Linked DNA regions of Homo sapiens: all the other regions are linked to region 2. Evidence: chromatin loops called from intact Hi-C (ENCODE). Cell type or tissue: PC-9. All regions are shown on one strand. Links, peaks and the distances in the headings refer to the core of each region. The heading gives the core; the rest is flanking DNA.

Region 1 (7,822 bases), core at 1,249-6,248, 210 kb after region 2:
AGAAAAGAATAATTAAAGTCTGTTGGGATAACCGTTCTCAGAGCCCCAAGGCAGACTCTAGCAGAAAGCCTCCCCTCAACGCCTGCCCCAAGGAAAGGAAGCTGAGCAGAGAAATGAGTTACCAAGAAATAACGAGCAAATAAAAAGATGCTCTTTACTCAGGAGGCTGAGGTGGGAGGATCACTTGAGCCTAGGCGTTCGAGGCCAGCCTGAGCAATATAGCAAGACCCTGTCTCTACCACAAAAAAAAAGTATAAATGTATAAAATGATCTTTGTGTTCTTTTCCAACTTTGAGAAATAATGGTTTCTCTGGAAACATGCTATGGACTTAATTATGTCCTCCCAAATTCCTGTGTTAAAATGCGTAATTCTCAGGGTGACTACTTTAGTATGAGACAAGGTTAAATGAGTTCCTCAGGGTGGCGGCCTGATATGATAGGATTAGAGTTCTTATAAGAAGAGACACAAGGAACACTCTGGTTTGCCCAGAAAATCCTCTCCCCGCTTTTTTTTCTCCTCCACTCCCTCTCTCTGCCAAAGGATACAGCAAGGTGGTGGCTGTCCACAAGCCTGGAAAGAGAGCGCTCATATTAGTTGACTACACTGGCACTCTTATCCCAGACTTCAAGCCTCCAGAACCGTGAGAAGATAAATTTCTATTCTTTAAGCCACGCCAAGTCTGTGGTATTTTGCAATGGCAGACCACGATGATGAAAACCTAACACTGGAGCAATCTTTAATGTCCACACTTGGTACTCAGTTGGCTTCCAAAGACCAACCATTATTTACGCTATACTGACTAACCTTGCCTCCATATCCCTTTAATCCTCACCACATAAATCCTCCCCTCACCCCAGTGGGTGATAATTTTTGCTATTTTACAGCTAAAATTCAAGTAATGGACTATTTGGATGATAGCGTGCCCGGAATTGGTTCCTTCCGATATTCTTGGTCTCGCTGACTTTAACAATGAAGCCTCAGACCATTGCGGTGAGTGTTACAGTTCTTAAAGATGGTGTGTCCGGAGTTTGTTGCTTCAGATGTTCAGATGTGTCTGAAATTTCTTCCTTCTGGTGGTTTCATGGTCTCGCTGATTTCAGGAGTAAAGCCACAGACCTTCCGAGTGAGTGTTACACCTCTTAAAAGTAGCGTGTCGACAATTGTTTGTTTCTCCTGGGAGGTTCATGGCCTGGTGGCTTCAGGAGTGAAGCTGCACATCTTTGCCGTGAGTGTTGCAGCTCATAAACATAGTGCAGACCCAAAAAGTAAACAGCAACAAACTCTATGGTAAGCACTTACAACAGAAAGAAACCCCAATCAGTTGCCGCAGCTAGGTTGCGTGGCCTGCTTTTATTCCCTTATTTGGCCCCACCCACATCCTGCTGATTGGTCCACTTTACAGAGAGCTGATTGGTCCGTTTTACAGAGTGCTGATTGGTCCGTTTTTACCAAGTGCTGATTGGTCCGTTTTTACCAAGTGCTGATTGGTGTGTTTACAGACCTTTAGCTAGACACAGAGCACTGATTGGCGCATTTACAATCCTTTAGCTAGACAGAAAAGTTCTCCAAGTCCCCACCCGACCCAAAAGCCCAGCCGGCTTCACCTCTCAATAGAATCAAAAGCAGTAAAGTTCAGAGCTGGGTGGTCATATATGAATCACTTAACCTTTCTTTCTTTTTTCCTTAAAATAGAGATGGGGTCTGCTATGCTGCCCTGGCTGGTTTTAAACTCCTGGGCTCAAGTGATCCTCCCACCTCGGCCTCCCAAAGTGCTCAGATTACAGGCCTGAGCCACCGCTCCCGGCCTGAATCAGTTAACCTTTCTGGGCATTCATATCATTGACTATAAAATGGGGGTAGTGTTAGTTTATGCTTCCCAGATTGCAGATGAGAATCTAAATATCTGCCCACAACCCCCAATGGGAGGTACAGGAGCCAACCAAGCAAGCCATGGTCAGGATCTGGTTCCTGGAGGCTGGAATCCGGGGAAGCCAGAGAGGAGAGAGCCAGAAGGTGAGTGAGTATCCATATTCTTCAACAGCACAGTCCAGTGTTAAGACAGGGCATGAGGACCAGCTCCACTGGAAACACCAGCCAGCGTCTTAACCGGGGAGGAAGGAAGGTGTGTGCTGGGCAAGTGGGGCATGTGACAAAGTGGAACTGAAGTGGCCGTCGCTTGCCTTTAGGCCAGCAGGTAAGATTGGGGTGACCCATGTATCTTATGGTAATGAACAAAATCATTACCATGGCATTGTCTTTTTTTTTTTTTGAGACAGTCTTGCTCTGTCGCCCAGGTTGGCATGCAGTGGCACGATCTTGGCTCACTGCAACCTCCGCCTCCCAGATTCAAGTGATTCTCATGCCTCAGCTTCCCGAGTAGCTGGGATTACAGGTGCATGCCACCACGCCCGGCTGGATTTTTGTATTTTTAGTAGAGATGGGGGTTTCACCATGTTGGCCAGGCTGGTATCGAACTCCCGACCTCAGGCGATCCGCCTGCCTTGGCCTCCCAAAGTGCTGGATTTTTGTTTTTTAACACTCCCACCCCCTCAACCCCCCTCCATCATGCAAAGTGCAGCCAAAGTGGAGAATACTAGATGTTAATGATGAAGTCGGAGGTGTGGTTGGGGTCACTGTGCAGGCGTATGTAGATCTCCACAATGAGGCACAGGGGCCTTCCTTAGAAGTGCGTTGGGTATTAACAGTGATTAAGCATTAATTTGCTTTTCTCATTTCTTCCACTTCTCATAATGTGTAATTGAACAAAAGTAATGGCGAGGTTGGAGCACTCTGGCCAGGCTCCCTGTCCAAGATCCTTCAGCCTCATCCTAAGGTACACACTCCTCTCCCCCACTGTGTGCTGGGAGGCCGGGTTTCTAGCCTTTGGGTAGCAGAATCTGACTGAATGTTCCAAAGGGGTCCACTCACTTTAACAAATGACTTTTTTTTTTTTTTTTTTTGAGACAGGGTCTTGCTCTATTGCCCAGGCTGGAGTGCAGTAACACAATCTCAGCTCACTATAATATCTGCCGCCCGGGTTCAAGCAATTCTCATGCCCCAGCCACCAAGTTGCTGGGATTACAGGCATGTGTCATCACGCCCGGCTAAGATGGGGTTTTGCCATGTTGGCCAGGCTGGTCTCGAACTCCTGCCCTCAAGTGAGCCACCTACCTTGGCCTCCCAAAGTGCTGGGATTACAGGCTTGAGCCACTACCTGCAGCCACAGGTGACTTTAAGATATCCAAGTGGTGCCACCAGGATACTTAGGTCCAGAGACTCAAATGTGAAATCCTGGAAATTCTGTCTCAACAAAGCAACCAAGTGTCTTGTTATTAAAAAAAAAAAAAAAATCACATTGTGGCCAGGCGCGGTGGTTCAGACCTGTAATCCCAGCACTTTAGGAGGCCAAGGCGGCGGCAGTATCACTTGAGGTCAGGAGTTCGAGACCAACCTGGCCAACATGGTGAAACCCCGTCTCTACTAAAAATATAAAAATTAGCTGAGCGTGGTGGTGCATGCCTGTGATCCCAGCTATTTAGGAGGCTGAGGCATGAGAATCGCTTGAACCCGGGAGGCAGAGGTTGCAGTGAGCCCAGATCGTGCCACTGAACTCCAGCCTGGGTGAGAGAGTGAGACTCCGTCTCAAAATAAAATGAAATAAAATATAAAAAAATAATGTTGGGGAAAAAAGTGTTCATGCAGGTTCTTATACCAGTGCATCTGTTCTAAGTGAAAAGGGAAAAAGGGCAAGGATTCCAAGACATGCCTGTTAGAGACATCCAGCCTGTAGCAACGAGGCAGATATTGTTCTGGACTGCATTGACTTTTGCACCCAGAGTTATTTGGTTTGACAGACTGCCAAATCCTGAGGTTCAAAAGACCGTCCGTCACAAGTGGGGAAAGGGGCCAGCATTCTTGGGGTTGGATTCCCAGAATTCTCCAAATGTGAGTGTCCATAAGTAAGCCTCTCAGTCTAAGGCTCCCTCAGGATGGTGGTTTGGTTTTAGAGATAGTCCCTCTCCCCACCGCAAAGAATGTTAGGGGAATTCTGACGATAAAAGCATCAACCATGTTGGCCACCTACGAACTTGAACTTAGATATGTAAACTTCTCCCAGAAGCCACCAACATAGTCATGTCTGCGGTTCACAAGGATGGAGCAACCCCCTCACACTGAAGGCAGCTATTTTCATTAGGCCTGTCACAAAATACACAAGAGCTATCATTTCCTCCTTTTAATAATGTTTCATTGCAGACCAGGCACGGTGGCTCACGCCTGTAATCCCAGCAATTTAGGAGGCCAGGAGGGTGGATCACTTGAGGTCAGGAGTTCAAGACCAGCCTGGCAAACATGGCGAAACTCCGTCTCTACTAAAAATACAAAAATTAGCTGGGCATGGTGGTCCATGCCTGTAGTCCCAGCTACTTGGGAGGCTGAGGCATGAGAATTGCTTGAACCGGGAGGCAGAGGTTGCAGTGAGCTGAGATCACACCACTGCACTCCAGCCTGGGCGACGGAGAGAGACACTGTCCCAAAAAAAAAAAAAAAATCAGACTAGTTAATAGTAACTTATATATGCTGTGAAGTTTGGTTCCATCTTCGAAACTTTCCACCTCTTGCCTCATATTCAAACTGTCACCATCTCCTGTTAGATTTTTACTGCCAAACTACTCTGAGAAACCAACCACTCTGCTGCTTCTCCATTGCTACTACCCCAGCCAGGTCGCCTTCATGTCTCACCTCTGTTACCAAAAGGAGCTCCTAACTGCCCTCCTGTCCTCTCCTCCTTCCCCATAAAAGCTGTTCACCACGCTACAATCAGGAAGATGGTTTCAGCACACGTGATGCCATCCCCACTCTCTCCTTGCTGAAAATCTTTGCTCTTAGGCTAAAACTCAAAACCCCCGCCTTGCCCCCTGCCTGCCTATACAATCCCCCTTGACCTTTCCTCCCCATCTGTCTGTCTCTGCCTGCAGCCACAGTCACCTCCCAGCTCCCTGACTTCTCCCTGTCACCTATCCGATGATCACAGTTCAAATGGCACTTCTATAGGGAAGTTTCCCTTGAGGACCCCCAATCTGGGGCAGGTCTGTGTTAAATTTTCATTAACCATGTTTCTGTCCTTAAGAGCAATTAATCTTCATTTATAATTACATATACGTGAATGTGATGATTTGATTAAAAAAAATTCATTTTCTCCACTGGCCTCTAGGCTCTCTGAGCCTTACCCAAAGCCTGGCACATAAACAGTTTCTTGCAGAATGTTTATAGAATGATTTTCAGAAACGTAGAAATTGACTAACACAGAAAATTGAGAATCAGTTTTTAAAAAAAAAAAAAAGTCACCATGAAGGAGGTATTCCCCAAATTTTGAGACAAGGTTACTAATAAAGCTCAGTACATAATGGATGAGATTATTTCTGCACAGAATCCAGAAAGGAAAGTCCTAACAAGTTATCAAAAAGACAGGGGAAGGGCAGAGCAGACTTTGGAACCTGGGATGTGCGGCCAAAAGTCAGAGAGGTAGGGAGAGAAGGGCAGGGAGCTGTGAGGTCCTGGAGAACACTGGATCAAATGCTGTCACTGGGTACTGGTTTGTAACACAATCTGTCAGAGACGTTAATGGATGGGCATGATTAACAGGAACCCAGGATGGGACAGGTCCCATCAAGCAACCATAAAAGATGACTTGTAATTGTATCAGAGATGGAGAGTTGGGAGTAAGTAGAGCAGGACCTGACAATCAGCACTGGAGTCCGTCTGATAAAAGGCTACAGTGTCTACAAGAAGGGAAGCCTGAGTGTCAGAAGTTTCCACTCCTTGTTGATTGGATGGCAGACTGGGGCCCAGCTGATTTGCAGCCAGCTGATGACCTGTCCATGGAGATTGTACACATCCCTGTACTCTGGTTTCAGGTTCCTCAGCAGCCTTTGCTCATAGGCTGGCTTAACTATGATCCTGCTGTGGGAAGATAAAAAAACTGACCGAAGGAGATAGGCTGAGTAATGGCTCCCTCAAGATGTCCATATTTCATCCCTGGAACCTGTGAATACATTTCTTTATGTGGCAAAAGGGACTTTGTGGCTGTGATTAAACTAAGAACCTTGAAATGAGGAGATTCTCCGGGATCGTCCAGATGCATCAAATGTAACAAGAAGGAGTCAGAGTCAGGCTGGAAGCCGCTATGCTGCTGGCTTTGAAGGCAGATGAAGGGGCCAAGGAATTAGGGTGGTCTCTAGAATCTGGAAAAGGCAATGAAATTGATTCTCCCCTAGAGCTTTCAGAAGGAATGCAGCCTTGCCCACACCTTCATTTTAGACCAGTGAAACTGATTTTAGACTTCTGACTGCCAGAACTGTAAGATAATAAATGTATATTGTTTGAAGCTACTAGGTTTGTGGTCATTTGTTACATCAGCAACAGAAAACTAATACACTAACAAACATAAATATCTGATCAACAGATCAGTACCCAGATCATTCATGAGTCTCTGGAGAGTCTGGTGGCTGTCATTCAGTGCCCCAGGCCAGATTACTGCTAGGGGGTTGCCAAATCAAGTTTCTGGATCTGCTAAGCTGAGTCCCCATGTGGCTGACCTCAACCTCTCTAAGGTCCTTCCACCCTGGGAAGCCTGGCCTGGCCTGAGGAACTGCTGGCTCTTCCTCATGAAAACCACACCGACTGGTCACTGATCACTCATGATGTGTGGGCTGTTAGGTGAGCTCTTGGGAATATAGCATAGACTTTGGTACCAGGGAGGCCTGGTTCACATCCCCTCTCTACGAGCCGTGTGATCATAAATGAGTTATTTAACTTCCTTCAACCTGTGAAATGGAGGTGACATCTCTAGTGTATAGTTCTGTAAGGATTGATAGAGACAATATGTACCTAATCCCAAACACAGGGTCAGGACTACGGTAGTCTTCCAATCAAGCTTGCCCCTTCCTGCGCACAGCCATGAGTCTCACCGTGCTCATCTCTTTGTATACTGGACACTTCAGCTACTTCCTCTTCCGTGTTATAAGCCCCATGGCGGCCCTGTGTTCTGTTAGTCCCCTGGCTACAAGTCAGTGACTTTACCCATCATATTCCTAGTGGCCTGCTGTCTTAGTTGGGGTCTCCCCACAAGTAGAACCTGAGACAAGGATTCCAGCTCAGGTAGTTTGTGGGAGATGATCCTAGGAAACACCACTGAAGATGTGAGACAGGGAAAGGAAGGAGACAATGAAGGATGCGAGATCATGCAAGTTACCCATGTGGCTGAAGCTTGATCCCCTCAGGGAACTCAGAGACAGTTATCCCAGAAGGACAAGAGTGCTGAGGCATTTTACACCTACTCCCACCAGTCTTTATTTTTTTGAAGGGGGCAGCAATTACTCCCCAACACTTCCTGCCTGCTGCACTCATGGGCAAGACAGCCTCCAGCACCAGAGTCCTCAGGCAGGCACTGGCAGCTGGAAGGGCTGACATGGGGAAGTGGGAGGGACAGCTGCCACATCTGAGGAGTGTCACTTTGGCTACCTGCCTCCCTGGTCACAGCTTCCCTCTGGCCTTGCCTATTCCTTGACCAGTCATGAGCTCAACATACCTATTGCATTGTTCTGACCTAACTGCATCCTAGTGTCAAGCTCCTCCAATTTGCAAACAGATAAATGAATTTTTAAAAAGATTTTATCATATATATTTAAGGCATATAACATGATGCTTTGATATACACATAGATAATGAAATGGTTTGTGACGAGAAGGGAGACCATTTCCTCAGCAAACTAACAGCTGCTCTCTCTGGTCTATGCCTTCTACTCTATCTTTAAACATCCTG
Region 2 (7,822 bases), core at 1,248-6,247:
ATAGGTAAGGAACAGGTTTATATTTAATAGCAGCAGAAGACACCAACTTGGGCCAGAGAATTTATCTTTCTGGGATATTACTGGACTCTGCAAAATTGTATAAAAACTAATTTGTGAAGTTCCAGGCACAGAGGTATCTCCTTCTTGGTGTGCCATAGTTACTTATGAATTTTTAATTTAATCCTGGAAAGAAAATCTCTTTTCACTGGAAAGATATGGGTGGAATAACAACAATTATAATTTCCATTTATTGTGCTCTTCTTTTTATTGAATACTTATGTGTCAAGCACTATGAAAAAGACTTTACATGTATTATCTCATTTATTCTTTTCTAAAATAGTTTTTGGTATTCTTTTCATTCATTTATTTTCAATCCTGTTTTGCCAGTAACATATTTTAAAGCTATAAATATACCTCTAGGTAGTGCTTTATCTGCATCCCACAAGTGTTAGAGTAGTTTTTTTTAGTTGTTCAAACCTAAATATTTAATAATTTTTATTAAAACTTTCCCTTTTATCCACAGTAAACTTAGGAGTATGTTTGTTTCTAATAGCATTCTGCATAGAAAATATGATTTCTATGCTATAAATTATTTGAAATTTCTTGAGACTCTGCTAAAATGGTCGACATGTGCTTGAAAAATATATATATTCTCTATTTTGGTGCAGGCTTCCGTATTTCTATATTGGAGCAAGTTTACTAAGTTATCTCTTCATACCTTACATATCCTTACTCTTCATATCTTACATATCCTTACTCTTTTATACATATCCTTACCCTTTTTTTTTTTTTTTTTTTTTTTTTTTTACTATTTGATCTGTTTGGTCCTGATAAAGTACATTAAAAGTATTACACTATGATAGGGATGAATGTATGAGTTAATTTAAAAAATATATTACATGGTGAATATGAATGAATCTAACTTCCCTTTATAATTTAGTCATGTTAAGTGTATACAAATTCACAAACATTATATATTCTTAATGGGATGTTGCTTTTATAACTTTATAATGTCCGTATTCTTAATAATGCTTTGGTCTTGTATTTGTCTGTTCTCACACTGCCATAAAAAACTACGGGAGACTAGGTAATGTATGAAGAAAGAGATTTAATTGACTCATAGTTATGCATGCTGTATAGGAAGCATGGCTGGGAGGCCTCAGGAAACTTACAATCATAGTGGAAGGTGAAGGAGAAGCAAGCACATCTTACCATGGCAGAGCAGGAGAGAGAGAGAGTGAGGTGGAAAGTGCTACATACTTTTAAACAACCAGATCCCATGACAACTCACTCACTATCATGAGAACAGCAAGGGGGAAATCTGCCCCCATGATCCAATCACCTCCCACCAGGGCCTTCCCCCAGAATTGGGAATTACAATTCAACATGAGATTTGGATGGGGACAAACCATATCAGGCCTTAAATTTTATGTGGTCTGATATAAATATTGTTAGTTATGTATATTAATTACATAGGGCCGCCATAACAAATTACCATAAACTGGGTGGCTTAAACCCATAGAAATTTATTTCCTCACAGTTCCAGATGCTGGAAGTCTGAAATCAAAGTGGAATCAAAGCCTGAAATTGGCAGGACCATGCTCCCTCCAAATATTCTAGGAGAGGAGCCTTTCTTGTCTCTTCTAGCTCTTAGTAGCCCTAGGCAGTCCTCCGTTTGTGGCAGCATAACACCAGTGTCTGCCTCCCCCATCACATGGCTGGCTTCTGTGCATCTGTGTCTCTCATCTCCTTATAAGGACACCAGCTGGGCATGTGGCTCATGCCTGTAAACCCAGCACTTTGGGATCCCAAGGCAGGTGGATCATGAGGTCAGGAATTCGAGACCAGCCGGGCCAACATGGTGAAATGCCGTCTCTACTAAAGATACAAAAAATCAGCTGGGCGTGGTGGAGTATGCCTGTAATCCCAGCTACTCAGGAGGCTGAGGTAGGAGAATCGCTTGAACCCGGGAGGCGGAGGTTGCAGTGAGCTGAGATGGCGCCATTGCACTCCAGCCTGGGTGACAGGGTAAGATTACATCTCAAAAAAAAAAAAAGGACACCAGTCATATTGGCTTAAGGGCCCACCCTATTCCAATATGACCTCATCTTAATTTTATTACATCTGCAATGACTCTTTTCAAATAAGGTCACATTGTGAGATACTGAGGGTTGAGACTTCAACGTATCTTTTGGAGCATGCAGTTTCACCCATAACAATATATATTTCATGTTTTGGTTAGCATTGAACTGGTATATCTTTTTCTAACTTTTTATTTCCAATTGTTATGGTTTTGCTTTAGGTGTATCTCTTATAAACTTTGTTCATTTGTTTTATCTAATCTGAGAATGTTTCATTTGAGAGGTAATCTGTTTACATTTATTATAATGACGTATAGTTTAACTGATTCCTGCCATATTTTGTTTTCTATTTCCCACCCTTTTGTTTTGCTTTGGTTTTTCTCCTTTCCAGCTGTCTTAGTCCCCCCAACACACACACACACACACACACACACACAAAGCAGACTCTGAAATAATGGCTTGTCTGCAGCTTGTTTATTTTAGGAAATGATTCAACGAATAGGAGTGGGGCGGGGGCTGGGAAGAATGAAAAAGGGATGAAGACAAAGCTGATCATCACCATAGGCAAATAGGGTCAATCCTATTAGGGACCCTAGAGGAGGGACATGGATGCATCTTGGTCTTGTCTTCAGAGACACTAATATTGCTTTTCAAATGTGGCTGTGTCATTTTACCTTACATTTCTCTATCACATATAGAGCAGAGAGTATTTGGAGCAGAGGGCGTACATTGCAGCATGAATTTACACCACTATCCTGGCATGTCTGCATGGCTGCCATTTAACTTCTCCATCATCCTATGAGGCACTTTATCATCCCTATTTTAGAAAGGAAGAAATTGAGGCTCAGAGAGGTAAAGTAAATTGCCTGAAGTCACACAGATAAAAAGTGACAGAGCCAGAACTCAAACTCTGTTTTATCTGATTCCACAGCCATTCCTTCCAACCTTAAGCTCTACCGCCTGTGTGGTGCTGGGTGTGAGTCGGAGCTAGCCTGGGTTTACCTGAGTTGCAGGGTCACCCCTCATCGCACCCTTGTCAGTCCTCAAATAGGGGTGCAACTGTTCCATGAAAGGGAACAAAGAGACTGAGCTACTAGACACCAAGCTGTTTAGGACTGAACCCATTCCTGTCCAAACGGAAGTGATCCAGAGGGACTCTGAATATTACAGAAGTCAAGAGATTTCATCATCTTTATTCAAAGAAAGGGGTTTGTTTGTTGATTTTTTGGATTTTTTTTTTGGACCACAGCTCTATCTACTCCCTGAAGAGTAAGGATTATTAAGTAAATCAGGTAATTATTGACTAAGAAGTGACTGGCCACTGCAATTGATAAATTAACCATGTCTGTTTTTCTTATGTAGCTCACTGGAAAAGAATGTGGGGGATTTCCTCTTCTTCTTCTCCAGAGGCCTTCCTGTCTTGAAGGCTAGGCTTCTCTTGCTCTGGGGGAAAGTTAAAGGCCTTTCTTTGATTTTCTAAGGGTCTGTAGACCTAACACTTACTGTTAGAGATTGCGAGGGCTGGGGAGGGGGCCAAGGGCTAGAGGTCATTCAAGGACTGGCAGGACCCTTGGGTGCCCAGCCTCTTACCCAGGACCCTGAGGTGCCAAGGCCTCTGGGGAGTGGCTGGGTGGGCAGTGTGCTTCTGGGGACTGGACACTTGCACTGTGGCCTTGAATTTGGAGGATGCCGTGAGCAGCAGCCTTTTACTGGTTTACCTGGGCATGGACAATGAGCCACTGGGCAGTGATCGTCACAGACCTGATGCCCTTCCCCCAAGTTTCAAGGATCCTGAGGCCTCAGAGTTCTGCATAGGAGGAGAGGAGGGGCCTTGAAAAGAGGCTGGGATTGAATTTTTCTGAGGTCCTAGTAGGTGTGGGGTCTAAGGACGATTTGATTTAGAAATTCATGAAATGTGTCATTTCTTGCCCCAAGCTTTGTGGAACAAGTAATACCAGTTACACTAGTGATGACCAAATCCTGCTGTAAATTGTTCTAACATATTGTATAAAACAGGCCTTACCACTTTTGTAATCCCTTGCAAATGGCTGATCGATAACCAACACAATATAATATTCCAAGCCCTTCTTTTGGTAGAAAAAATTTCCTCTAGCCTGGTAATTTAAATTCCAAATTACCTCCAGATGATGCTATTTAAATGCCCTGTGATTAAATCTGCACAAAGTGGAGTTTCTGTGGGAAACTTCGCTGCCTCCTAGGGCATCCTGCGGTGTTTTTTTAAAGGCCGGGGATCTAGAAAGGCTACTCAGGGCCTCGGAATCTTTGTCTACATGACTCAGCCTTGGGGCCCCGGGCCCTGGACACTTGCCCAGAGCTGAACATTCAGCTGGACGCGCCACAGAAGGAGCATGCGGGGAGCCAGGAAATATCTCCGGAATCTCACAATGCTTTCTCACCTACCCTTATTAGACCAAAGAGGCAGAGCCGCAGGGGTGGGGGCCGCGGGGCAGAGGGCAGCGCCTGCCGGGTGGGAGGGAACCTGTGTGTGCGCGCACACACTGTTCACGTCATAGTGTCTCCGTGTGTGTCTGCGTCTATGTATGTGTCTCTATGTGTCTGGGTATTTCTGTGTGTCTGTGTGTGCATCTCTGCATGTCTTTGCATATCTGTACATGTTTCTGTGTGCGTGGGTCTGTGTCTATGTGTGTATACATCTGTTCATATTTCTGTGTGTGTCTGTCTCTATGTGGCTGTGTCTCTGCATATCTTTGCATATCTGTACATGTTTTGGGGTGGGGGTCTGTATCTCTATGTGTCTGTGTGCCTACGTGTGTGTCTCTAAGTCTGTGTGGGTCGCTGTGTCTGTCTGTGGCTGGGAGCGGGGTCAGGAGTGCTTTTGGAGTCCCTGGTTTTCTAAGAATAGGAGGTTCACAGCAGGAGGGGGCTAACTCTTCAGTCCAGACCCCCCTCTGAGACCTGCAGACCACCTGCAGCCCCACCCAGTGTGGCCCCTGCCCCGCGTGTCTGTGGTCTGAGTGGCAGTCAGGAAAGAAAGCGAGGGCTGGGCGTGAACTTTGGTTAGGTTGAGATGCATGGGGAAGAAAGCAGAAGGGAGGGTGTGTGTGGGGAGCAGACCTGCACCCTCCCGAACAGCTGGGGAGGCCAAGGGGGGGGTAAGGCCCAAACCTCACTCCAAAGCTCCCAACATACAATCCAGCAGTTCCCAGTGGAAAACTTGCTGGGGTTTGCAAAGTACCCTCCTCCCCAAAACTGCATCTTTGAGCATGCACCCAGGCAAAGGCTCACACTTCTCTCTCTTCCCAACGCTGCTTTGGGAAACCCTCCTGCACCAGAGAATGTGGGACAGGGACACCCTTACTTTCGAATGCCAACTTTGGTTGGGCACTCCTCTGGACGCTTTCCATTGATCTCACTTAATGCACTTAACAGTGACCTAGGCTTTGTTATTCCTCTTTTACAAATAAGGAAACTGAGGTACAGGGAGGGGAAGCGGGTTGCTTAAGATAACAAGCTGATGAGTGTCAGAGCTGAGGCAGAACCCAGGTGTGCTGAATTCCGGAGTCATTTTCTTACCTGACAGCCCTCTACCTCTGGATGGCCCTCTCTTTACATTTAGAAGTGTGTGTGTGTGCGCGACACACACACACACACACACACACACACACACACCTTAGAGCCCTTTTATAAGACACTAGAGCCTAGACAGCAAGGGTGTCCACGTCATGGTAGTCTCCATTTACCATGTACATACAAAACCACAACAGAACTGTAGGTCTAGTGAAAGCCATTCTTTTACACCCTCCTCCTCTTTCCACAGATGGAAAAAGAATCGCAAATAAGCATAATGTGAAGAGCATGAGCTTTGGAATAAGCAAGCCTGGAATTACAATTTTCTTTTATTAGCTCTGTGGCTGTAATACTCAACTTTTGCAAGCTTCAGTTTCCTCGTCTGTGAAATGGAATAATAGCACTTACCTCATTGGCTGTTGTATGGATTAAATGAGACCATGACTATGGATGTATGGCATTTGGTACCCAATAACCCCTCAATAATCGGCAGCTATAATTATTCATAATAATAATGGTGGTAGCAACAAACCCAGCCCAAACATCTGAAGGACCGATCACTAAAAAGAAGATGAACTCAGTCCTACGTAGTAACAAGAATGTGACATCTATGTTGTTGCCAAAAGTCTGGAGGAGTTGCCAGGACCAGAGAGAAGGAGGTGGTGAGGCCGGCCTGGAAGAGGGAGGGGACAGATGTCAAGGACCCCAATCTTGAGGTGGAAAGTTCTGTGATTAACCCAGATGAATGTCTCTAACCTCCAACTCTTCTGTTCTCAGAGTTTTAATGGGGCACACCGTGTGCTGGGCATTGACATAGATGGGAAAAGCATGACCTAAAATAAGGGCTGGAAGCCAAGACTGGGAGGAAGGGCAAAGGGAGCAGGCAGCCTGGCACCAGGTACCAGTGAGGTGTCTGCTCTTTGTCCCCATCACCTGTCAGCTAAGGAATTCTGCATGTCATCAGTGCAATAAAATGTGATCGCCAGAGTGAAAACCTTGTAATAGACCAGCTGTGGCTTCTCTCAACACCAGTATGTCCAAGGAGGATGCATTTTTATTGCTTTTGTGGTCTTAACAAAAAAGATTCATGAGCATTGTATAAAAGGCATATTAAAACAATTCGGTAAAAGGATGAAAGAAAAATAGAGTGCTTGTAGATTTTTTTTCAGGACGCACACACCTATACCTGTATAAAAACGTTGTATTACGGAAGCTCTCACACATACACAAAAGTAGCATGAATAGCACGTTGGACCCCGATGTACTCAAGACCCACCTTCAGCAATGGGAGTGCTGTGTTTATGAGAGTCCCAATTAAAGCAACATTGCTCTTAACATTTTCCCCATGTGTCAACAAGCTCCAGTGACCCCATAATGCAAACTTATTCAATCCCCTGATATCCAAGCACCTGAAATTACCCCTCATCTCATTCCCCAACTGCCTCGAGCTCCTATCTGAAGTAAGAGAGAGGTAAGTTCACCAATTTGCCCTAAATTACACTGGAATCCGGGCAAGTGCCTTTAACACAGGATCTGTTCAGTAAGAGTTGAAAAAATAATAATAGCAGAAGAAGAATGAATGAGTTTTGAGCACTCACTATGTGCTATGCCGTCTTCTGAGTGCTCTCCCTGTTTTATTTCACTGAATTCTCACCCCAAGCCTGAACTGTATATTCTGTCTTCATCCCTGTTTTACAAATGAGGAAATCTGACACAAGCAAGCTAAACCACTTGCCCAATTTCACGCAGTTATTTAGGGGCAGGGCTAGGATTTGAACCCACACCTCCTTACTTGATAGTCTATCTTCTTAGCCAGTACACTGGGGTGCGGTTCTGAATCAGGTGACCGCTGAAAAAAAAGCCTGACACAGGCAAAGTGATTCCTGCCAGAACAGGTGAGGATGAAGAAGAAAGTTGCCTTTATCAAACACTGCAGTGCAATACACAGAGACCAGGCACTGTGCTAAAGCAAAAACTGTAACCTTCCACAAAGACCATCACTACCTTACACAAAAAATATTTCATCTGCCCAGCAGCTGCCTATCCTACCCCAGACTGGCATCACTCTTGCTATTTGTTCTTTGTAGCCAAGTAAAAATTATTTCAGAACAATTCTGTTTTGAAATGTCATGTCCTAACAGCCTCTTGCCATAGAGCTACAGGTCATGATTGCGAGATAATATTCGTCATCC
Region 3 (7,822 bases), core at 932-5,931, 200 kb after region 2:
CATGTAGTCAATGAGCAGCTATAATTTCAAAAGCAAGATTAATAAAGTCCTTTTGATCCTTTCTACAGCAAAAATGTGATACTCAATGTGAAATATGGGTATATTCTAATGTGTTTGATATTATGTGGAATGCGGACTCCATAATTAAAAGACCCTGGGGCCTGTAATGGTCTTAAACTGGCCCTGGAATTGGGGTCCAGGCTAAATTGAACCAAATCTCTGAGAGGTGAAATGAGAGCCCAGCTGAAGTCTGGGTAATAACAGGATTAGATGGAACCTCAGAACCTTCCAATTCAGAGTCCATCTGAGCACAGGTGCTTTTAACCCTGAAGGGCTGTTCAGACAGATGAGCTTTTAGAGGGTGGACGTGAAGTTCTCTGGGAGGAAGAAGCACCTTTCAAGCGTGATGAACTGTTATGGTAGGTCTCCACTAGAGCTAATATAACTCAGGAAACAGAAAGTGAGCCAGACCAAGTGGGTGGTAAATGACCGCTTGGCTGGGGGCTGGTGGCTGATGGCGGGTGGCTGGTGCAGCGTCACTCAGCAGCGGTAGGTCTCCTGACTGCAGCTGGGATGTGCTGTCACCCACTCCAGCACTAAAATTCAACACTGATTGCCAATTCGCCTTTGAAGGGCGCATTATTTTCTTTAATGATTTTACTCTTACACTTGAGAAAAGGGAGGAGGAAAAAATTGCGTTCTCCAGACACCTCTTGCCCCCTCGTTCTTTGTCTTTGATCCTGTTCCCAAGCTTACGCCATTACACGCCCTCCCTGTCATGCCCAGCTGTGTGCCCTCCCTGCCCGGCCCTCCCCAGCCAGGTTTCTTTGGCTGTGAGGCAGCAAAGGTGCCCAGCAGACACCCCTTCTGCCCTCTCTCAGGCTGCGTTCAGAGCTGGGAGCAGAGAGGCCAGACGGAGGAGGATGCCACCCAGCCTGGCCGCACAGGGCCCAAGGTGACTGGGAGGACCCCGGCTTCCCTCTCACCCCACCCCAGGGGCTCCGGGCAAATGACCTCAGCCTGAAGCAGCCAGTGAGGAGGCGTTTGTAGGGCCACTGGGGTTTGCCAGCTCCTCACTGGCAGATGACCTGGGGGAAGCAGTTTAATAGGTGTGTGTGCCCTTCTATCATGCGTGTCAGTGACCAGAAAGGCAGAGACCAAAGAGCAAAGGTGAGTAGTGACCCTCTACCAGCGAGCAGGCATGGCCCTCCTTCCCTGAGACCCGTCCCCAGCCTTCCTACTCCCTCCATGACAGAGCACACACATGGCCACTGTGGTTTTCATAATAATGAACTCATAAAGAACTAAAATTCACCTAGCACTTTCCGGCTCCCAGAGAGCATTTCCATTTTATTTGATAGTGACAGTGATGCTGGGAACAAAGCAGGACAGACATCAGCACTGTCCCCATGTAATCAGTGACAACACGGTTCCAGGGTGCACTGGCTTGGCCAGTGTTCCGTGGCTAAGATGTGGACAAGCCCAGTGACATTCAAACCTGGGTCTTCTGACTCCAAGACCCATAGTGAGCGGGCTTCAACCCTAAGAACCAACAGGGAAGCACCAGCTCTCACTGAGGAGCCAACCAGGCAATGAGTGTGGATTTGGAGTTGGGATGCACACATGGTGAGTAGCCGTGACCCTAGAATCAGAATATCTGTCTCAAGAAGCTTTTGGGGCTCTTAAAATGCTGACATCATGTAAAGTCATTGACCTTCGGGGGGAAAGATCATTTTATTTATGGCAAGATTCAATGCACTCATTCATTCATGTGTTAATTAATTCAACAAGCACATACATTGAGCACTACTCCATGTTAATAGATGCGAGCCAATTTGCCAAAAAATCAGTGCACCCAAAGACCCAATCTGCTGAATCATTAATTCACTCAATTTAATCCATTTGTCAAATGATTAGTTCACTGATTTTTCCAAATTTACTTGTTGTAGTTGTAACAGCTTGAACAGTAATGTTTTAACAGTGAAAATGTTGGCCAAACAAAAATCTGTAGAAATTCATGTTTTGCAAGTGAAACCCTACCTTCTGGGCAGAATTCCAGCCTTGAACTATATGATAAGATTGTCTTAGGTACCTCTGGTTTCTTTACATGCTTTTGAATGTAAGTGTATATTTTCAAACTTGAAACACTTGAAATATTTTTTCATCAGTTTCTCAAAAGACATTTAATCCTTAACTTGATTGAGGAAGTGTGGAGAAGTAGCTACACAGAAGAACCTGGCCCTGGAGGCAGCCCTGCCTGGTGTGTGAGCCCAGCTCTGCCCCTGTCTTAGCTTTGGCACCTTGGTCGAGTGACTTACACATATGTGATGGGAGCTCGGCCATATCACTTACAAATACTAGGGGAAAAAAACACATCATAGTAATAACAAGGTTATTTCTAGGTGGTGGATTGTAAGTAAATTTACTTGCCTTTTTAAATACTTTGTATTTATTTATTTATTTTGAGATGGAGTCTCGCTTTGTCGCCAGGCTGGAGTGCAGTGGCGCGATCTCAGCTCGCTGCAACCTCCACCTCGCGGGTTCAAGCGATTTTCCTGCCTCAGCCTCCCGAGTAGCTGGGATTACAGGCATGCGCCACCACACCTGGCTAATTTTTGTATTTTTAGTAGAGATGGGGTTTCACCATGTTGGCCAGGCTGGTCTCGAACTCCTGACCTCAGGCGATCCGCCTGCCTCGGCCTCCCAAAGTGCTGGGATTACCGGCATGAGCCACCGTGCCTGTCTAAATACTTTTTGATGTTTTAAAACATCCCTTGAATAATTTTAAGTGTTCACTATGGAAGAGGAACCACACCAGATGGCTTCATATATATTGTTTTAAACCATGTATGTTGTTTTAAACTTCATGTATGTTGTCATAAACCCACAAGATAGGTAATATTATCACTCATTTAGAAAGAAACTGAGGCTCCAAAGCATTAAGTAACTTGCACAAATCCCACAACTCTAATGAGCCTGACTTCCAATCTGTCTGACTTCAAAGCTCGTGCTAATTTGTACTTTCTCTGGCTCAACCGGTGTCCGCCTCTATTATATTAAATGGGTGTAATATTTGCATCTTAAAATATGGTGGGAGGATGGAATGAAATGATAGGTATGAAAGTCCACTGCAAACGATAAAGCCTTCAACAAAGAATATTAATAATAGGTAACGTACACATAGTGTGCGCCCAGTACTGGGCTGTTCCAAGGGCTTTGTAGATATCACATTCCCTTAATCATCTCAGTGATCCTGAGAGGCAGATGGCCATTATCCCCATTTTACAGAAAGGATATTGAAGAACAGAGAAGCTAAGTAACACGCCAGAGTCACACCACCACACATTATACCAGTTACCCAGATGGGAGCCTTTCAATTATAAATGACTCCCAAGTCACCTGTTTCCCAATATTCTCCCCAATTCCTTCCCCAGGGATACACTGTACCTTACTAGGTGGCAGGTAGTACACCTGGCTCAGCAGGAGGTCAGAGATGAAAGGTCAGGCATTAGGTTCAGGGCTCCATGGTATTGCATGGACCTTGCTTTCCGGGGACTGCCTGGGACAACCACGCACTCCAAAGACACTGCTGCCACCTGCTGTTCACATATTCTCCACCCAATGGCTTCTCCCCAGCACCTGCATGCGTGAGCCTCTCAACAGCATTACCGTCTTTCCCAGACCCATTCTGCAGCCTGGGTAAAAGAATTTAAACTTTTGCTCAATTTCAAATGCAAGAAGAGTAAACCCTTAGAAACAGAAGAGTTTGAATAAGGGAGCTGAGACACACTCCTGAGCAGTGTGACCTCGGGGCCCTCAGCCTCTTTAAGTCTGTTTCCTCATTTGTAAAATGAAGACACCATAATAATATGTGCTTCATGCAATTGTTTTTAAAATAAGATTTTTTTCCAATCTACAATTTACTTTCCTATCAGAAAAAAATGCTAAATATGTAAAGGGCAAGGCAGGATGGGACACAATTAAACATCCTAAATACCTACAATCATCTCTGTTTACATTATTGTTTTTAACAAATCTTTAACTTTTTTATTAATAAGGCATCTTGATTTATATTTTGCTACTGATTTTGAGCTCATCAAAGTAAATTCTGTCATTCTATTTGCATTTTATTGAGTACCTGAACCAGAAATGTGAAATGGGGAAAGGGTTACCTGATTTTTTTTTTTAATGAAAAAAGATTTCATAATTAAAATGGTCCCTTCCATCTGAGATTCTCAGAATATTCCCAAGATTCTGGTTCACAAGTTTCACATCACTTCTTTCAGGCAAATGGGCAACCTAAAACTGAGAAAATTGAAGTGGGCTTTTGCCACTTAAGTTCCCTTGGGAACTGACACAAATAGCAAAGCTAAGAGGCCTGGCTCCCGCTACACAGCTATAAACATCACACCAGATTCTGTTTGCCTGAAAACTCCTTCTGACTGAGTCTAGATGCCAGTTGTTAGATGATAGTCAATTTGCATGTTGCCAATCTAATATTCCTGGATCCTTAACTTATGTTGCTGGTTTAGAAGTTCAGTAAAACTGAAACTGTATTAGTAAGTTCCAGCAAGAATGTGTAAACTATTTCAGTAGTATCCACTCTGCTGCATACCATAGACCTGGATGTCATGGTTTAAAGGGGCAGATCTAGCTGCTCTCAACCTCTAAAGGGGAGGCTGAGTGCCAAATCACTCTCCTACGTCCTTGGTATGGACAAAAGAGTAAATGAAGATACTATCAGCTACCTGGATTTATCTTTCTGGTGACAAAACTTTTCCCTCTAAAAAAGTAGCCCTTGAAAACTGTCTTTCCTTTGTGGAAATAAAAATAGCATTTTAAAAGAGACAGCATTTGATACCTATTAAATTGGTAAAATTTTATAATAAATTGCTCAATGCTGGAATGTTAGCAATGAGATCAAATATGTTAATGGCATTAAAATTTGTGGGATCCTTTTGGAAAGCAATAGAAATATATTTGCAAGAACTCTAAAGAGTTTTTAAGCTTTGAGCTAATAATTCTATCCTGGAGACTTTGGTTTTCAACAAAGGCAAAAAGCTATATTTAAGAAGCCACTTGTCGTAGCATTATTTTTATTTTTTGAAACAGCGTTTTGCTCGTTGCCCAGGCTGGAGTGCAATGGTGCAATCTCGGCATACTGCAACCTCCACCTCCCAGGTTCAAACAATTCTCCTGCCTCAGCCTCCCAAGTAGCTGGGATTACAGGTGTGTGACACCAGGCCCGGCTAATTTTGTATTTTTAGTAGAGATGGGGTTTCACTATATTGGTCAGGCTGGTCTCCAACTCCTGATCTCAGGTGTTCCGCCCACCTCGGCCTCCCAAAGTGCCGGGATTACAGGTGTGAGCCACCGTGCCTGGCCCGTTTGTTGTAGCATTATTAATAGTAGAAAAAGAAAAACCTGGCGACAACCTATATCTTCACCCAAAAGGAATCATGATTAATTCAGTTGATGGAATATTATTTCACCATTAAAATGATAAACACGGAGGCTAGGTAGAAATGTAGATGCCTATCAAAGTATAATCACAAAAAGAAGAAAAAGGAAATGTGGAGAAATGCATAAGTGAAAAAGGGGCAGAAAACCAAAATGATATGTACATTGTAACTACAGCCCTCTTAAGTGCTTATGGATGCCAACTAGGCTGTAATGGGCAAAAACACAGAGCTGTGTTAAGATGGTAGAATTCTGGATGATTTCTCTTTATTTCCAAATTCCCTTAATGTGTTTACATTATAAAAAGAAAACTGGCCTTTCAGGGTGTAGATATTCTGAGTTAACCTAGTTACTCTACAGAGTACCTCTTTCTCCAATGGGGAGACAGCCATGATCTATTTGGAAAAGCCAGTGATTTCTCATTCTATCGTAGTAAGTTGCAAAATAAATTCATCAAGCACTACAATGATCAAATATGATATACTGCAATTGGAAGAAGCAGGGCAGAAAAATATCCTCTATTAAAGAATCTTGTGCTCCTAAATCTTCAGTATGTTGATCTGGGTTGATCTGTGCTAAGGTGACACTTGTCCAGCCTTGATGGAAGAATTATAAAGTGACTATGAAATATGTCAAGGCCTGTTTCACTACCAACTTGCATTTGACTAGCACTTTATAATTGTATTTATTTATTTATTTAGAGACAGTCTCACTCTGTCACCCAGGATGGAGTGCAGTGATGCAATCTCAGCTTACTGTGACATCCGCTTCCCAAGCTCAAGCAATTCTCATGCTCCAGTCTCCCAAGTAGCTGGGATCACAGGCACCTGCCACCATGCCCAGAGAATTTTTGTAAATTTAGCAGAGACAAGGTTTCGCCACGTTGGCCAGGCTGGTCTCGAATTCCTGACCTCAAGTGATCCACCCACCTTGGCCTCCCAAAGTGATGGGATTACAGGCAAAAGCCACCGTGCCCGGCCTATAATTTTTAAAATATTTTCACATCTTTTATCAAGTTTGAGTTTCCCAACTCTGTACAGCAGGCAGGGCATGTAGTATTTTACACATGGGGACACTGAGGCTTAGAAAACTAAGTGACTGGCCGGGCGCGGTGGCTCATGCCTGTAATCCCAGCACTTTGGGAGGCCGAGGCATGTAGCATATTAACTCTGAGCTACATGGATTATGGTGAAACTACTGATTGACTTTTTAAGCGCAGAAAGGAATTTTTTTTTTTTTTAAAGACAGAGTTCTCGTTTGTTGCCCAGGCTGGAGTACAATGGCGCGATCTCAGCTCACCACAACTTCTGCCTCCCGGGTTCAAGTGATTCTCCTGCCTCAGCCTCCCGAGTAGCTGGGAATACAGGCATGGGCCACCACATCCAGCTAATTTTGTATTTTTAGTAGAGACGGGGTTTCTCCATGTTGGTCAGGCTGGTCTCAAACTCCCGACCTCAGGTGATCTGCCCGCCTCAGCCTCCCAAAGTGCTGGGATTACAGGCATGAGCCACCGTGACCGGCCCAGAAAGGAATGTTTTGTGAGGTATGAATGGTTAGTGTGCCTGGGGAGGTCCACGCAATGATCTGTTGGAGAGCCTGATAGCAACGTGGTGAGGCCACAGTGTGGTACAATTGCAGGAAGATGACTCAGGACCTCAGTACCCACAAACAGGAGGCATCTATGAGAGGGAGGCGGGGGGTATGCAGTGCCTGATGGAGACTTCGGCAGGAAGAACTAAGGGTGGACCTAGCCTTAGATCTTTGGTCCCTCAGTGATCAAGATTGCTCAGAGGAAAATCTTTCAAACTTAGACTGGGGCATAGAAATAAAGGGAGTAACTCTTGAGATGGTTTCTAAGAAAGAACTAAGTAACCACACATTGATAACAACAGTCATATTCCCAGCCTCCCTGTGGTTCCTGCCATGGCTCTGGGCGCCTATGCTTGAGCCAGCAAGGTCGGGCTTCTCATGCTGGATCTGCAGACTCACCCCCAGACGCCTATGGAATTTCAAATTCTGTCTTTCCATTTGATTACTATTTAAAATTAGATTCATGGTTGCAGGTTCTGGGTCCTCTGGCCATCCACTGAGTACCATAACATGGCTTCACAATCTACACTGGCACTGTGTTTAGATGGGATTGGAGCCAAATAATTCTATTTGAATTGTCACAGGCTAAAGAGAAAAAGAATAGAGATGGACTTACTATGTAAACAAGTAGAGGCCAAAGGACATCACAAAGCATTGTATGCAAAATGTTTTCCTAGTCACTCAAATGGGAAACTGATGGATATGCAGAGTTAACACACAGTCCATGGGGTACAGGCATAGAACACTCTCAAGGAAAAAAAAAAAAAAAAAG
Region 4 (7,822 bases), core at 1,738-6,737, 120 kb after region 2:
ACTGCAGCCTCATGAAAGACCCCAAGTCAGAACCAACAAGCTAAGCCACTCCTAGATTTCAGACTCACAGAAACCATGAGAAATAGTCATTGTTTGTTAAGTCATTATATTTTGAGATGATTTGTGACACGGCAATAAATAACTAATAGAGGGTAAACATCTATTGGCTCATGTGTCAGGATTTGAGGACATTCCCTCTGACATTTCTACTCTCTGTCCTGCTGGAAAGTCCTTTGTCATGAGACAAGGAAAGAGAGAGGCCATAGTGACCCTCTGTCCTCCATAGAGCTGGAGACAGAGTGGACAACTGACGCTGCCTTTCTGGCTCTCAGCTGTGCTGGCCAACAATACTTGTCCATTTCTACCAGCAAACTTCTTCTTAGAAGGTCTGGTAGTAAGTATTTTAGGCTTTGCAGGCCACATACAGTATCTGTTGCAACTACTCAACTCTGCCATTAAAGCGCCAAAATAGCATTAGACAATACATAAACAAATGGGCATGGCTGATTCTAATAAAGCTTTATTTACAAAATCAAGTGGCTGATTCAAGGGTCATACTGTGCTAATCCCTGGTTTAGAGAAAGGAAAAACTAAGTCCATGAAGGTCTGTGGCCAGGCAGGCTTAAAGGGCCCACAGGACACTTCCCATAGAGGGGAAGCTGTTCCTAAACTGCCCTACCCTTGGCCCCACCATTGCTCTACCTCTGCCCCAGGAAGCCAAGATATTTATCATCTCTTGCAAACAACCACCACATATGAAGATAGCTAAGGGAGCTCCAGGTTTGCTGAGAGTCTGAGCACCTGTGAGGGATATTACTAAGGAAATGTCCACACCAGCTAGAAGGTTTCTTTCAACTCTGGGTGCAACAATGTCCAGACACTGCTCCAGTAGTTACTGCTTGCACACATATTACCTCCTTTCTTTCTCACCTGCAATTATTGTTGTGTAACAAATGAACCCTGAAACTCAATAACTTACTCACATGGCTGGCAGGTTGGTTCCTCTCCACACAAACTTCTCCATGAGGCTGCCTGGGTGTCCTCACAGTGTGGTGACAGGCTTCCCCCGCAACTACCTATCCAGGAAACCAAGGAAGAAGCCGCAATGCCTCTCCGACCTAGCTCTGGAAGTCACGCGTCATCACATCTACTGTCCCATTGTTCACACAGGTCAGCCCTGATTCCGTGTGAGAGCGGACTATGCAAAGACAGGGATACCAGCAGGCAAGGATCCCCATCGTGGAGGCTGGGTAGAATGAGTGGGTCCTGAGGTTAGTGCTCCATGGGAGTGATCACTAGAAAAGTTCACCCACTTAAGTTTGGTAGTTGTGTGAGGAAGGACTCTAACACCTGTTTTGTTGTTGTTTGTTTGTTGTTTGTTTGAAATGAAGTCTCGCCATGTCGCCCAGGCTGCAGTGCAGTAGCACGATCAGGGCTCATTGCAGCCTCGACCTCCTGGGCTCAAGCGATCCTCCCACCTCAGACTCCCAAGTAGCTGGGACCATAGGCACACGCCACCATGCCCGGCTAATTTTTGTATTTTTTTGTAGAGACGAGGTTTCACCATGTTGCCCAGGCTAGTCTCAAACTCTTGAGCTCAAGCGATCCGCTTGCCTTGGCCTCCCAAAGTGCTGGGGCTTACAGGCATGAGCCACAGTGCCTGGCCTTCTATCACCTGTCTGCTCAAATCTGTATAGGTGAATTGTTCATAGGAGATGTTGATACTCAGGTACCGATGGCTATAGTTTTTAGCTACATTTGACCACAAGTTTTGATTGCTGGGGTTTCAATCCCATCTTCCTTGTTCTTCTGCCATTCTTAGGAATCTGCAATGGACGTTTGTCATTCTGTTCTGACTTCCCAGCATCTGACACTTGCCTAGAGGAACTTCTCACTGTGTGACTCCTGGTGAGGGCAGGTCCCTGCCCAGTTCTTCAGTCTTTCTGTCAGTATTTGACTGACCCTATGTCACTCCAATAATCCTCTTGCTATTTAAATTAGCTAGTCAGTCACACCTGTAATCCCAGCACTTTGGGAGGCCAAGGCGGGCGGATCACCCGTGGTCAGGAGTTCGAGACCAGCCTGGTCAACACATTAAAACACCCTCTCTGCTAAAAATACAAAAATTAGTCAGGCATGGTGGCACGTGCCTGTAATCCCAGCTACTCAGGAGGCTGAGGCAGGAGAATCGCTTGAACCTGGGAGGTGGAGGTTGCAGTGAGCCAAGGATGCAGTGAGCCAAGATTGTGCCACTGCACTCCAGCCTGAGTGACAGAGCAAGACTCTATCTCAAAAAGAAAAAAAAAAGAAAGAAAGAAAATTAGTTTCTGTTGCTTGCAACCTAGAATCCTAGCAGGTTCTGAGTCTCTAGCACTTACTTTCAGACAAAGTTCTCCTGGTGCCAAAGCCACTACATCTCTGCTGCTGCTGTGGCTACAGTTGCTGAAGTTGAGCATAGACTTCAGAGTCAGACAGACCTAGGTTTGAGTCCCAGCCCTGCCAATTTAATGCAGTGTGACTTTCTACACGTTATTTAACATCTCTGGACTTCTGTTGCTTCCCCTGCAGGATGAGGGAAGTGATATTTAGCTTGAAAGACTGCTATGAGGATCTGCACATAGCATTGTGCCTGGCACAGAGTAGGTGCTTAGTGACTGCTCTTGTATAATAAAATATGATGGTGATGATGATGATGACCATGGACATGTGCTGAAGTTTCTCCTGATGTGATCCCCATCCAGAGTTTATTACAGAGGCAAAGCTACTCCCGTTTGATGACAGGTCTCTGGAGCTACCTTGAATGGTCTGTCCTCTCAGTACCAATTGCTCTTTAGAACCCTCAAAGCTGGTCTTACTCATGGAGTTGAATAAACTCTTTCAATAAGGAACTTGCTATAAGTCCCCTGGGGACTAGTCCAGAGCATGATTCAGAGACACACCCCCAACCCCTCCTATATTCAATGCTTTGCAAATGGAGCTCTTTCTGGCCTGCCCTGAGATCCTAGAACATCTAAGATGGGCATGCAACTTCAAGCCCCACTGTGGTCCTTGCAATCTGATTTCAGGTCATCCAGACCCTTGACCTGGCCTCACAGCCTGACATAGCCTCACAACTACTAGAGATACATCCTGGACGGCAAGCCACACTCTAAGACACTGTGCTCCAGCAGGAGCCCTGGTTTCTCCCATCCCATCTCTGAGCTGGCAGAGCTGTTGCATAGTGTTTCCATTTTTCTAAGGGTTGTTCCAGAGTCTAGGGTGTTCATGAGAAGTAATTTGCAAACCCCATTCCATGCTACTCTAAGAATTATACCCTCATACCAGTCTGGGAAAGAGTCTGACCCCCACCTTCACCCCAAATCATGGCAATGGGTGAGGTGGCACCTATGCTGGTTATGTGGGCACTACAGATAAATGGGCAACTGCAAGATCAGGAAATCATCCTAACACAGAAAGAAACATCTCTTGTTCTAAGACTCCCTCTTTGAACAACCCAGTTAACCCTACAGGCCCCTCATTCGTCTTCCAAAGCACTGATTTGCCGCTTAGGACATATATTTGTTAGACTAGCAGCTGAGTAGTAGCCTCTATCTTTTCCTAGCAAGAGTATAAGCCACCTGGAGTGAGAGCCTTCTTACACTTTCCCTGTCCTCTGCACCTGGCACCTTGCCTGAAGATGAATCAGAGCTGACGAAATACTTGTCGAATGGCTGCTCCATGGATGACACAGAATACAGCTGTAGACCCTGACTACCTGGCCCAAAATAGCAAATATTGTGGGCCATGGGGCCGTGGAAACCTGAGATGCCTCCCAGGGCCACGGCAGATGATTAAGAAAATTGGCTGAGAGATAGGATCGCACCAGCCCACAATAGCCTGTGCATTTTTGTCCAGGTTGGAGAGGCAGGACACAGCCTGTACCTGTTTGGCAGGACACAGCCAGGTCATTCCTGATAGACAAGACACAGCCACCCGACACACGGGGTAGAGCCCCCACAAGGCTGCTGCTCAGAATGCTCCTGCAAGCTCAGCTGCGATTTTAGGCCTGCTGGAGTGAGGTCTCAGGTTACACCAACTCCTCAGCTTCTCAGCTTTTGATGGGAGCTGCTTCTGGACAGGGACATCACCACCAGCCCATTAGTGAAGGAAATATTTGCCAGAGAGCGTCACCCTCCAGGAGGAGAATAACAACTGAAGGTCTATATTTCATCTGTTCCAGGAGTCTTTTAGCTTAGATGAATTCCTTAATCCTTCTTCTCTACCCATAGGCTCAAAGAGTTGCAAATCTTCCACACACTCGGTACCCCTTTTAAGTTTAGAAATTGACCTAACAATAATGCCTCCTTGCAATGTCCTTGCAAGTGGCCTGGTATGCACTGCCTGGTTTGCCCACATGTCAATACTGTGAGGCTGGACATGGGGATTGTTTGGTTTGGAGATGTACTGTGTGATAAATAATGGAACGTTGCAACGGCTAACATTATACTAAACATTTTGCAAAAAAGTAAGCCTCAGAACAACCATATGAAGGGGGGAATGTCACTATCCCCAGTTTCAGATGAGCAAACTGAGGCTTAGAGGTGTTAAGAAACTTCCAAAGTCACCTAACTGGGAAGTGGTAAGACCATGATTCAAACCCAGGAACGTTTGGCTTCTAAGCACAGACTCCTAATGCTCACAGTCCACTTCTACCCACATATTTATGAAATATCAATCACTGTGCTGCCTGCTGGAGACATAGGGACAATTAAGGTACCACCTTGTTGCTCAAGATTCCAACCTAGCCAGAGAAACAAACATTAGCTTAATTTTAAATTATATATTACAGTGTGATATTTGTAATAATAAAAATTATATGTAGGAATGGAAGGATGATGATTAATTCAGTCAATAAGGGAGGAACAGAGATTAGGGAAGGCATACAGAGGAACATTCAAAAAATGAAACTTTATGATTCAATTTCTTTTCTGTTTTGAGTGTGTGATCTTTAGCCATCATTCGTCCACACTGGCATCTATTGAATGAGTCATCCATCATCTGGGAAAGACCCAGGCAAAAGGGTCCCCTTCTCTGAGCCCATGCTTTATAGGTCTTACATATCACAAACCCAAAATAGATTAATGTGTTAAGGAACTTGAGAGCATCTCTGTCATTCAGGATTCAGAACTCAGCATCGGCACAGCACAACCAATAACCCTAAACACCACTCGGATGAGTAACACCATTCAGGCCCCAGAGAAACGCTTCTCCGTGTCTCTTGTCCTGTGTCTGTGAATCAAAGGGAAACCTTGTCCAAATGCCATCCATGAAGATTTGTGGGTTGTGCCGCTGCCAGCGCTGGAGATGGACACCTCCCTTTGGAGGATGGGCAGGATGTGAGCCCCATATGAACTCAGATAAGAATTAGGCAAATTAGTTAACTTACCTTATTCTTCCTCACAGATTTCATGAATGCACAGACTCATGCAAAGTGCAGTATCCTTTCCTAGGAATGCTGAGTGTCTATTTCTTGCTTCTCTCAATGCTCCAGCCTGTGATTCTGGAATCAGTCAAAAATTAAGGCAGTATTCACAACAGCTTCACATGATGGTTGGGAAATAGTTTGCAATATTAAACAAATCCTAACACTTTTAATTTGTGTATTTGCAGGCCTATCCATAACATACAAAAAGCATGATATTAATTCTTTATGTTGGCCACAGGCAGACCTCAAAGGCTAGAATTGTATTAATAAATAGGTTTTATTTTATAAAAATATGTTTAAAGATTTAATTACATTTTCAAAAGATTAAGTAATTTTAATCTAAGTGATGTTGATTTTTAAAGTTGATATGAATTTATTATAAATTATATTTTCTTTTAATTTCAATAGATTGTTTTGCAAATTTTATTTACATAAATATTCAGTCATAGAAAAACATCAGATGGTGTAATGAACTGAGTGTTATGGCTTGCCGAAAGTCATATGTTGAAACTCTAATCCCAATGTGATGATATTTGGAGGTGGCACCTTTGGGAGGTAATTAGGTCATGAAGGTGGAACCCTCAGGAATGGGATTAGTGTCCTCATAAGAAGATGCCAGAGAGCTGGCTAGTTCTCTTTCCACCTCATGAGGATGCAACCAGAAGTCAGTAGTCTGCAACCTGGAAGAGGGCCCTCACCAGAAACCGACCAGGCTGGCACCGTGATCTCAGACTTCCAGCCTCCAGAACAGTGAGGAATAAATTGTTGATAAGCCAGCAATCTATGGTACTTTGTTATACAACCCAAACTGACTGAGACAGATGGGTTTGCTCCCCTCTTTAGCCTCACTCACTTATCTCCCTCAGGATCCCTTCTGGGCCAGCAAACAGGAGATTGGCCAGGTGTGGAGCCTCACCCACAGCACCTGGCTCAGCAGGAAGCATGTAAAAGGCCCCCAGGCCAGGACAGGAGGGGCCTCCGTTGCAAGCTATTTTCACTGCTACTACATATACTGCTCAGTGCCTCACTCTGTCTTGCTTTGACTTGGGCCTTCTGACTGTCTCCTGGTACCTACCTATTCACCTGGCTTCCTGATCTGCTTTGACGGATAGCTCCAGTCACTGATCTCTTGAGCCAGGTCTTTGTCAACCTTGCTTTGACCAGCACAACCCTTGCTTCCTCCCCACGAAGTATTTCCTGATATCCATTGGCCTGCAATGATACAGGGAAATAAATATTAACATGTTTTTGAATTATACATTACAGTGTGATATTTGTAATGATAAAAATTATGTGTAGGAATGAATCAAAGGGTGGTTATTAATTCTGTCAATAAGGAAGGGAGATTAGGGAAGGCTTCCCAGAGAAACACTAATTAAATGGAACTTTATCTATGATTCAAATTATTTTCTATTTTAACTGTGTAATCTTTAGCCATCAACCATCCACACTGGCATCTACTAAATGAGTCATCCACCATCTAGGCAAGGCCCAGACAAAAGGGTCCCCTTCTCTGAGCCCATGCTTTAACAGGTATCACATATCACAACACCCCCAAAAATTAATGTATTAAAGAACATAAAGTAATATGAATATATACTTCAAAAATCAGAGCTCTCCCCCCTCCCTTACCCACTCCCCAAGAATATACAGAGAATGGCCTTCTTCATCTCTCATTTCACATAAATCATTGTAGAAACTACCCTGATCCTAGCTTCACCCTCTGCCCTTCAGGATAATTCATAAAAATCATTAAGCACTGAAATCATCCAGTTCAAACACTGTCTTTTTACAACTGGAGAAACTCAGACACAAGGAGGGGAAGTGACTTTCCCATGATCACCCATCAAGTGAACTGAGACTAGAGCCAGTCTCCAAGCTCCAAGCCCACATCCACACTCTGGTTCCAAAATGCCACGTATCCAGATAATTGTGTGGCATTCCAGCAGCACCCCACCCTAATCAATCTCCACATGACATCCCATAGGGCAGTTATTGTGAATTGTGGGGGGCAGAAGTTGGATGCTGGGTGTGCAAAGGAAAAGCAAGGGAGGTTGTTTCATAAATGACACAATGGCACGCTCCAAAGTTGAGTTGCAGGGCTTCCGCTGCCCTGAGAGACTGCATGCCTTTCTGGAGACTAAACATTTTCACAGTTCCTTTGGCCCAAGGGTTATTTTCTTGTTGGAAAAAATGGAAAAATTCCCCACACGGATGGCAAGAAAAATAACTTCAGCTTGACTAATCCAGAGACAAAGCTTCTTCTGAAATTGCAAAAGGATAGAATTGGAGGGGAGCAAACATTTCTTTTAAATAAACACAGAATATTTCTTTCTTTGCTTTGTTTTAGAGACAGAG

The links. Hi-C counts contacts between places; a loop is a spot of excess contacts. Peaks named below come from ENCODE experiments on the same cell type or tissue, not always from the same donor. Only the 100,000 strongest peaks of a DNase experiment are listed, where the experiment ranks them.
Region 1: it touches region 2 in a loop (11-fold over the local background); 5 of 110 quality-filtered maps call a loop at or near these places.
Region 3: a loop joins it to region 2, with 5 times the contacts of the local background. A loop is called at or near these places in 5 of 110 quality-filtered maps.
Region 4: a loop joins it to region 2, with 13 times the contacts of the local background. A loop is called at or near these places in 11 of 110 quality-filtered maps.

The regions. Positions count from the first base shown.
Region 1 is chr15:63,104,200-63,112,021 of GRCh38, forward strand. No RefSeq gene overlaps it. Among named protein-coding and RNA genes, the nearest start is that of LACTB, 14 kb to the right of the region's middle. In PC-9, for the core only: no CTCF peak of the experiment used is centred there; a DNase peak (open chromatin) is centred at 4,022; H3K27ac peaks cover 524 bases.
Region 2 is chr15:62,892,771-62,900,592 of GRCh38, forward strand. No RefSeq gene overlaps it. Among named protein-coding and RNA genes, the nearest start is that of MIR190A, 73 kb to the left of the region's middle. RefSeq lists an enhancer at 4,825-5,590. In PC-9, for the core only: no CTCF peak of the experiment used is centred there; DNase peaks (open chromatin) are centred at 3,421, 3,991 and 4,421; H3K4me3 peaks cover 2,616 bases; H3K27ac peaks cover 4,852 bases.
Region 3 is chr15:63,090,174-63,097,995 of GRCh38, forward strand. No RefSeq gene overlaps it. Among named protein-coding and RNA genes, the nearest start is that of LACTB, 28 kb to the right of the region's middle. RefSeq lists an enhancer at 173-3,969 and a silencer at 6,937-7,231. In PC-9, for the core only: CTCF peaks have their summits at 3,604 (motif pointing left) and 3,809; no DNase peak of the experiment used is centred there.
Region 4 is chr15:63,015,937-63,023,758 of GRCh38, forward strand. No RefSeq gene overlaps it. Among named protein-coding and RNA genes, the nearest start is that of TPM1, 23 kb to the right of the region's middle. In PC-9, for the core only: no CTCF peak of the experiment used is centred there; a DNase peak (open chromatin) is centred at 3,825; H3K27ac peaks cover 2,546 bases.